Regions from separate parts of the Mus musculus genome. Here region 2 is linked to region 1. The links are chromatin loops, found by intact Hi-C in ENCODE. Cell type or tissue: heart. All regions are shown on one strand. Region 1 has its middle 51 kb from the start of Gm40661. Region 2 overlaps Gm35330 (a long non-coding RNA gene).

The links. A loop is a pair of places that touch in the nucleus more often than their neighbours do. Peaks named below come from ENCODE experiments on the same cell type or tissue, not always from the same donor. Only the 100,000 strongest peaks of a DNase experiment are listed, where the experiment ranks them.
Region 2: a loop joins it to region 1, with 2.0 times the contacts of the local background. A loop is called at or near these places in 3 of 42 quality-filtered maps.

Annotation. Positions count from the first base shown.
Region 1 is chr13:5,602,770-5,606,769 of GRCm38, reverse strand. No RefSeq gene overlaps it. Among named protein-coding and RNA genes, the nearest start is that of Gm40661, 51 kb to the right of the region's middle. In heart, no CTCF peak of the experiment used is centred here; a DNase peak (open chromatin) is centred at 2,339; H3K27ac peaks cover 1,749 bases.
Region 2 is chr13:5,712,089-5,716,088 of GRCm38, reverse strand. All of the region lies in intron 1 of Gm35330 (a long non-coding RNA gene), which reads left to right. Among named protein-coding and RNA genes, the nearest start is that of Gm35330, 11 kb to the left of the region's middle. In heart, a CTCF peak has its summit at 1,536 (motif pointing right); a DNase peak (open chromatin) is centred at 1,688.

The DNA of each region.
Region 1 (4,000 bases):
ACCTGTTAAGATGGACCTCCATACTCCATTTTGGTGATAAAATAATGGCAAAAGAAATTTACAACAGTGAGGAGGAAATGAAAACTCATGTCCTTTCCCTAACCTCCCCTTCCACGGGGCCCCACAGTTTCAACTCCATCTTTCTGTACTCTGAGGGTATAAGTCAGCTTTTCATTTCCTACCTCTATGCCAGGAACATTCACTCTGGCTCTGTCATATATACGAGTGAGTGTGTGTGTGTGTGTGTGTGTGTGTGTGTGTGTGTGTGTGTATACATATGTATAATGTCTGTCTTCCAGGTCTGAATTGTGCAACCATAGAAGATGTGTGGAACTATTAGAAGCCTGGTATCTAGGAGCTGAATTTCCAAGAAAAAAATAATGCAAATTTGTGTTAAAGACTTTGCAAGGCTTAGCAACTGATTAAAACTTCCATGACTGTGGAAAGCTGGGGGTTAATATTTCTAGAGCCAAATTGTCTTGGATATTCTTTGCCTTCTTGATAGCTATGTATTGTCTATCTCTGTATTTGACATAACACCCTTGGGACTATTCGGTAAAATCATTTCTAAAATGTTCAAAGATCCTTAGCATCTACCATTCCAAACATCAGGTGATATTGAAAGCCATAAGAGATTTTCCTGTTTTTCTATATCCTACCTACTGCATATTTCCTCCAGTGCATTTGAAAATCTTCCAACTTATCATTTCTATTGATTGATTGATGTAGAAACATCTTGCAACCGTCACCACATTATGACATGTTATTTTGGGTGACCTATATCTGTGTTCCTGGGTCATGGTTACTCATATTTGGCTCCAGAATAAACCATCTTTTATTCCCTTTGAAAAGAGAACTGTTTTGTTGTTGGTTTCTTTTGTTTTGATTTTGTTTCCCAATGACAGGCTTTTCTACTTGTTTGCATGAATGAACTTCTTAGGTTTTACAACTACCCTGGGAGGTAGGTACATTGCTGGTACTTGCTTTTCAAATAAAAACAATTGTCATGTAAAAGACTGGACACTTTCTCTAATCCATAGAGCAGACTGGCCTGAAACTCACAGAAGACAGAGCTGTTCTTCTCCTTTTGGTCACCACTACACACCAGTCATCTGTGACTTTGGGGTGGGCATCTGTTGTCAGTTTCAATTTTAGTGTGCCTTCTTGAAACTTTTTATTTCTTCTTGGACCACAGTGTAGTGAAAATATGCTGACATACCTTGGTTTGAAAACCTAATCATTACAACAGACTGAAGTCATGTAGTCACAATGTAGTTAGGCAGGGATTAGAAATCTCAAGTTGATTTTACAAATATTAACTCTCACTTCACACATGTATGTGCTCAGGTGGATGAAGAGCAGATATTTGGACCAAACATTGTATGGTCAGCACAGGGATAAGCAAAGTTCTACTTGGTTACAGTGTTGCATAATTCATACAGCCCTGTATATCTGTCTGGTGATGGTAATCTGAAGCAGGACCCAGCTGTCAGAGCTCATGATGGAAACCGGGAATATAAAGTAAAGGTTCTGGTAAGTGTGGCTGCCTGGACCTGGGGGTTATGCTGAGTGTCTGTATACAAGGCCCTGGGCTAAACAAGCAAGTGTAAAGCCCAGGATAAGTTCTGCCTCTGATTATGTCTTCTTGCCTAGAAGCTGTTCTCTAAAAAGCTGACATGACTGCGGTCCTTCCTCCTTATGTTGGAGACTGTGCCTTGGACACTGCACACTACACACTCTAGAATGTGGTAATCTAAGAGAGAAACACGGCTTCTAGCCTAGCCCAGAAATCAGAGATTGAATTTGTAGTCATAGCTCTGTAACAGAGAACTCTCAGTGATGAGGATAGGTGGCGTGATAGAATGCTTCTCAGAAACACTGCGCCCATGTCTCCTTTTCTTGAAAATCCCTGTTCTATGTTTTTGAAGACCCATTTATGCATTTATACTTCCATTCAAGGTGGGAATTTTAGACATGTCTGCAGCCTTTGCTTCATTGCATTTCCTGTGCCACAGCAGTGGCCTAGAATCTATATGGACACCAAGCTACAATGCCAAGGCCAACATGATACTACTCAGTATGGACAGGATAGTTCTTTTTCCTTATCTAATTCCTCACCAGAAAATATTTGCCCAACAAAGTACCCAACGAATCTAAAGACAAGTTTACGTGAAACAAGCTTAAATCTTTATTTGTGCAATGTCTTTAATTCCTCCTTATCTTACTGCAGCCTTCCAATCTTCCTTTAAAACTACTTGAAGCAATGTTTAAGAGAAGCTAACTGCAGGATGCCCAGTCACACTCAGAGCAGGAAAGAGTTCTGTGTGGGTTAAAGAGCTGAAGTCATGGTCACATGGGAATGTCAGGAGCAATTAGCTATTCATGGGCGAGACAAGAACGGAATGTCCCTAAATAGAGGAAATGTTATTCTTAGATTTCAACTGAGAGAAGGAATGTGGAAAGTTATTGACAGGGAAGCTTTAGCATGTGTAACAGGCCTTTATTTTAAAATTGCACACACACAGTTACATTGTTCCTACGTGCAGAAAATGAGATAAATATACACATAGATACAGTCAGACAAATGCAGTCACATATACGCAGAGAGATAGACATGTACATACTCCTACAAATACACAGTCACAGCAGACACACAGAGAGACAAAAACACCCAGAGACAGAGCACTCAGTCAAAGGCAAGTGCATAGTCACACACATACACAGTTATTCAAACACACACAGACAGGGAGAAAGACACATAACCCAGAGATACACATCGAGATATGTGTACATGTTTACACACTATGACAGATATACTCACATAAACATACAGATACAACTCAAATGCACAAACACAGACTTACACACAGATACAAACACACACATTATTCCCCCCACCCCCACACACACTTACACACTGTCCTCCTGATTTTTCTTAGCATAAGTATATGTGGGACATTTTGCACACTTATCGTTCTCCTATGATAGAGCAGTGTTATGGAGACTAGGAGATTGGTTACAACTGTCTTCCATTGTTATAACTCTCTGAAATCCTATCTTTATTTGCAATTTCATTAAATTCAATGAGAACAGCCATTTGCTGTTGATAATTCTAGTGCTGATCCTCAAACGTGTTATTTTAAGTGGTTCATATCCTCCATGTGGGCTTTGAAACATCTGTTCAGACCAGAACATATCAGCAAAAAACATATTTTTTCTTTTCTTAGTCTGAGTCCAGATGGCTACATTTATGTACCATGTACCATAAGTTTCAATTATGTACTGTGATTTAATCTATTTTATTTTTATATCCCTAATAAAACTAATTATTTAAGAAAATAAGGACTCCTAATATATTCATAATGGACTGTGGTGAAAATGAAAGTGCCATGTGTGTGAATGTTTTTGCTAAGACGCCATCCTTAAAAAGGATGTTTCACATTTAGTGTTAAAATAAATCAGTGTGTAAAATCCATAATTAAAGAAAAGTTTAAACATTTCCTTTGAATGGACATGCTAAATGTAAACAAAACCAGCTTCACCAGAATTGCACTTTCTAAGAAGAAAATCATTGAAATTACAAGGGAATAATAACTTAATTAAAATATAATGAGTCATTTATCATAGAAATGTAAAATGAAGTAATGTTTCTCTTTAATCACTCTTTAGACCACAGTGGCCAATGTAAATGAGTACAAATGTGGACTTGGAAGTAACATTGCTTCAACAAGGATGGTTAATTCTATTTCAGAAAAATAATGTTCCAAGCCCCACTGGGATACTCTTACTTTCAAAGTAGGATCACTTTGTCAGTCATTCTGTGTGTGTGTGTGTGGGTGTGGGTGTGTGTGTGTGTGTGTGTGTGTGTGTGTGTGTGTGTGTGTGTGTATGTCTATGTTTTTGTGTTCTTGTGTGTGTGTGTGTGTGTGGGTGTGTGTGGGTGTGTGTGTGTGTGTGTCTATGTTTTTGTGTTCTTATGTGTGTGTGTGCTTGCATGTGT
Region 2 (4,000 bases), 110 kb before region 1:
TCTGATTGTCTGTCTGTCTGTCTATTATCTATCTGCCTATTATCTATCATCTACCTGTCTATCAAACATCCATTATCTGCCGTCTCTTTACTCTCTATGTGTCACCTATTTACCATCTCTCTCTCTTTCTATTACACATCTATTTATCTATTTGATCATCTATTGTTTCTCATCTATTTACTAATCATTTTATTATGTATTAATGTCAACTCTTATCTATTGATTAATCAATAGATCTATAATCACATCTATCAACATATGTTGATCAATTGGTCTATCATTTGTCAGTTTTCTACTTATTATCTATTGGTGTACATTCATATTTACCTGTTCATATTGATCTGTGTGGAAATGATACAACAAAAGAGCATTTAAAAACAACTTATTTATTTATGATTGGTGTAAGTTTTCTTTTAGCCTCTAACCACTTCTTCAAAGTCCACCAAAAATGAAGGCCAAGAGGCAGTGAACATATCTCAGTTGGCAGAGTACTTGCCTAGCACGCATAAAGTCCTGAGTTCAAACCCTAGGACTAGAAAGCCAAGCATTTCACAGTGCTGATTCTAGAAGTTGGATGAATAAGAAGTTCAAGTGATCCTAGACTACCAAGTTCAAAGGGCCATGTAAGACTCCTTTAAAATAATAAAAAACAAATCACCAAATAAACCAACAAAAGCTTTAAACAAAGCCAAATCTAGGACCCCTGTCTTAGTGCATAGACAGTTAAAATAACAAAGCATCAGTGTGTGACAACGGATGTCTTATCATAGCATCTCATGCTGACTGTTAATTCGACAGATGCTTGCTGAAGCTCTGGTAAATATCAGGCATAGGAATTCTCAATATCAGGAATTGAGAATTCAAAAAAATCCATTTCAGGTCCTCGAAGAAGCCACATGACTAATCAGTTGAGGTGAAATATGTGTCTTTCAAATATAATAAGAACTAATTGCCAATTCTGAGAATACTGAAGGCTGCCTAGGTCCCTTTCCAAGAAGCATGTTATCTGATGAGCATGTTTATTCTCTGGTCTCTGGTGTCCAGACCACATTCTCTAGGGCTTTTCCTTCACAGACAATAACAGTCTCCAAGGGATTATCCTGTGTGTATATTTGTGCTTTTCAGTGTCTGCCATGGCACTCTGTGGCTCTGTGATGTAAACACTTATCTTCAGGTCATGTGATTTGGTCTCCTCAGAGCCACAACATTGTCCTGGCAACAGCTTTGATAGTAGGGTAAGTAAACTGATTTATAGACTCTATCTGAAGCAGCACACATCAGGAACATTTATCATATTCTAGATGTAGTTGTAGATGAAGTTGACCTAGGTAGTTCCAGGGAGGCAAACATTTGAAATGAGTCCCGGAAACGTTTTTCATCTTGAATTGGCATTGAAATATACGGATCGGATGTCTTGGCTTATGTCTACGGGCTGTTCATAGGGTTAATTCTATTATGGAATGGCACTATTCTGTTTCTCTGCCCAGTGTGTCTAAAGTTACCTTCTGTAATGGGTAGTATACAGCTTTGGCCACCAGATGTAACTGTCCCTGACTTGAGCCGTAACAATAGCTCCAACCTCACTTGCGAAGAGCAACCAAAACAAGCTGAGGAAAACGCTTCCTTGCCGAAAGAACACGTGTTCCAGAACGCGAGCTGCAGCAGACAGGCTACGTTCTTCTGCAGTTGACATTCTTTCCCCACTGACTTATTTTTACTTTCTGTTTGACTTGGCTTGCTTTTCTTTTTCCCTAAACGGTTTCTTCAGTCCTTCCTCCCTGGTAGGGTTTCCAGAGTGAAAGTCCTTTCTGCCCACACTTCGCAGAACTCAATGCAGACTCTTGTCCAGGGTCACTTGACGTCAAGGCTGACTTTTAAGTTTGCCAGAAAGACGATCTTTAGGGAACAGTTGACACCATCACTTTCTCTCTTTAGCATACAGCTACAAGCTGCCGAAGTTTATAGTTTACAAATTGCATTTCTAAACAATTTAATAAAAGGAAGACAAGAGGAGACTTTGAACACTGACAACTAACTCTTTTAAAAGACTTTTAACATCAGCATGTGTTAATTCATTACTCACTCCTCTCCCTCTCTCCTTGAGTTTTAAAATGCTTTAAACATTCCATTGCTTTTAGAATGCATACTTAAAAATCATTTATTTCTATCCCCTGAGATCATTCTATATTGTTTACTTTGTATGCTTGGATGATGTGCCCTCTGGATCTTAATAAAATCTACTTGAAAGCTTACATTGTGCTTATTTATAATTTTGAGTCTGTAGAAATTTCTCCGTTTAACAATAACTTTCTTGACTCTGTTCTCTGACATAAAAAATGGTTCTTGAAACCTTCTCTCTTCTCTTACTATTTAATCCATCCCATGACACCTTTTCCCCCTCCCTTTATTTTTTTTAACAGCCTGTCACTGAGTATTTGTTTACCAAATGTTACTTTTCTTGGATAAAATCTATTTTTGAGGCCTGCAAAAGCCAACAACTGTTTGATGCTGTCAGGCTTCGCTTTTATTTATGCATGAATAACATAAATAACTTGAAAATGACCCTAGCCTGTTTTTCTCAGATTTAGAGAGAGAGAAAAAAGTGCTTCCGGGCAATGTTTATGCCAAACCTCCTCATGCCAACTTTCCGGTTTTGGTGCCAACTGGTGTTTACAGCCAAGTTGTAAACCTTTGGTAAACACGACCCGTAATAAAAAGGCCAAGACAACCTGAACCAGGGCACTAAGGAATGGGTGTAAGTTTACTCTAAGACCAAAATTCTAACAGGAACAGAAGTGGGGAGTCAGCCAACTATGAAGTGCTCTCTCCAACCCACTGTAGCATGGAGAATACACAAATGATGGGTTTGTCTGCTAAGATCCCATTAACCCCACTTAGGCATTTTATTGGTTTCCTTTGCCACTGATTCAGAGAAGCCCAGTGATAAATTCAAAGTACCAGCTTTTATGTTGCCCAGTGGTTTGTTGTTGTTTGTTTGTTTGGTTGGTTGGTTGGTTGGGTTTGGTTTTGAATGTAAACTCTAACCAGGAGTAGAGATAAGAGCCTTAGCCTTGAGATGCTGTGTTATGTTGATAAGGACTGGCCAGAGTGCTTAAGAAAGAATCAATAGGCCCTTTTAAAATAAATTCAGAGATACCCATCCATGCCTACATTTTTTGAGTATGATGTATTCTGTATGTTGTTTATAAAACGCAAAGAAAAATATGTTCTTTATTATTTTTATTATTACTATTACTGCTACTAGTAGTACTATTCTCTCATATATCTCATTTATTTCCCCCTTCCACCCAGTCTTCCCTCCTTTCCCTTCTCCAGATCTACTTCTCCATTTCCCTTCCGAAGAGGGCAGGCCTCCCAGGGATATCAACCAAAGGTGCCATATTCAGTTGCAATACTATGAGGCACCTCCTACTTTGTTAGGATTCTATTTAGTGTGTGTGTGTGTGTGTGTGTGTGTGTGTGTGTGTGTGTGTGTATGTGTATGTGTGTGTGTGTGTGTGTGTGTGTGTGTGTGTGGTATGTGTGTATGTGTTTGTGTGCATGTTTGGAGGTATGCACAAATTTGTGCCTGTACATGTGCCTATGTGAGCATGTAGAGATTAGAAATCTATGAGGTTGTGTTCCCTCGTCACTTTCCCCTTATTTTATAGAGACAGGTCTCTCATTGGACCTGGAAGCAGACTGTCTGGCAAGAAAGCCCCAGGGAGCCTCCTGTCTCTACCTACCTAGAACAGCAGCCTCCATGAGAGATTTTTATGTAAGTTCTGGATATCTAATTCAGGTCTTCACGCTTGAGGGAAGTACTCTACACACTGATTGCTTCACTGCCTCAGAGCCTTATTTATGATTCTGTATAAGTAGTTTATTTCCTTGGAGTGAGACCCAGGCGTCTAATTGGCCTCCAAAATTGAGCAGGGACATCTACTTCTCTTTAAAGTCTTCATCTCTGAGTCTTTCCTGGATTCTAAGTCCCGTGACC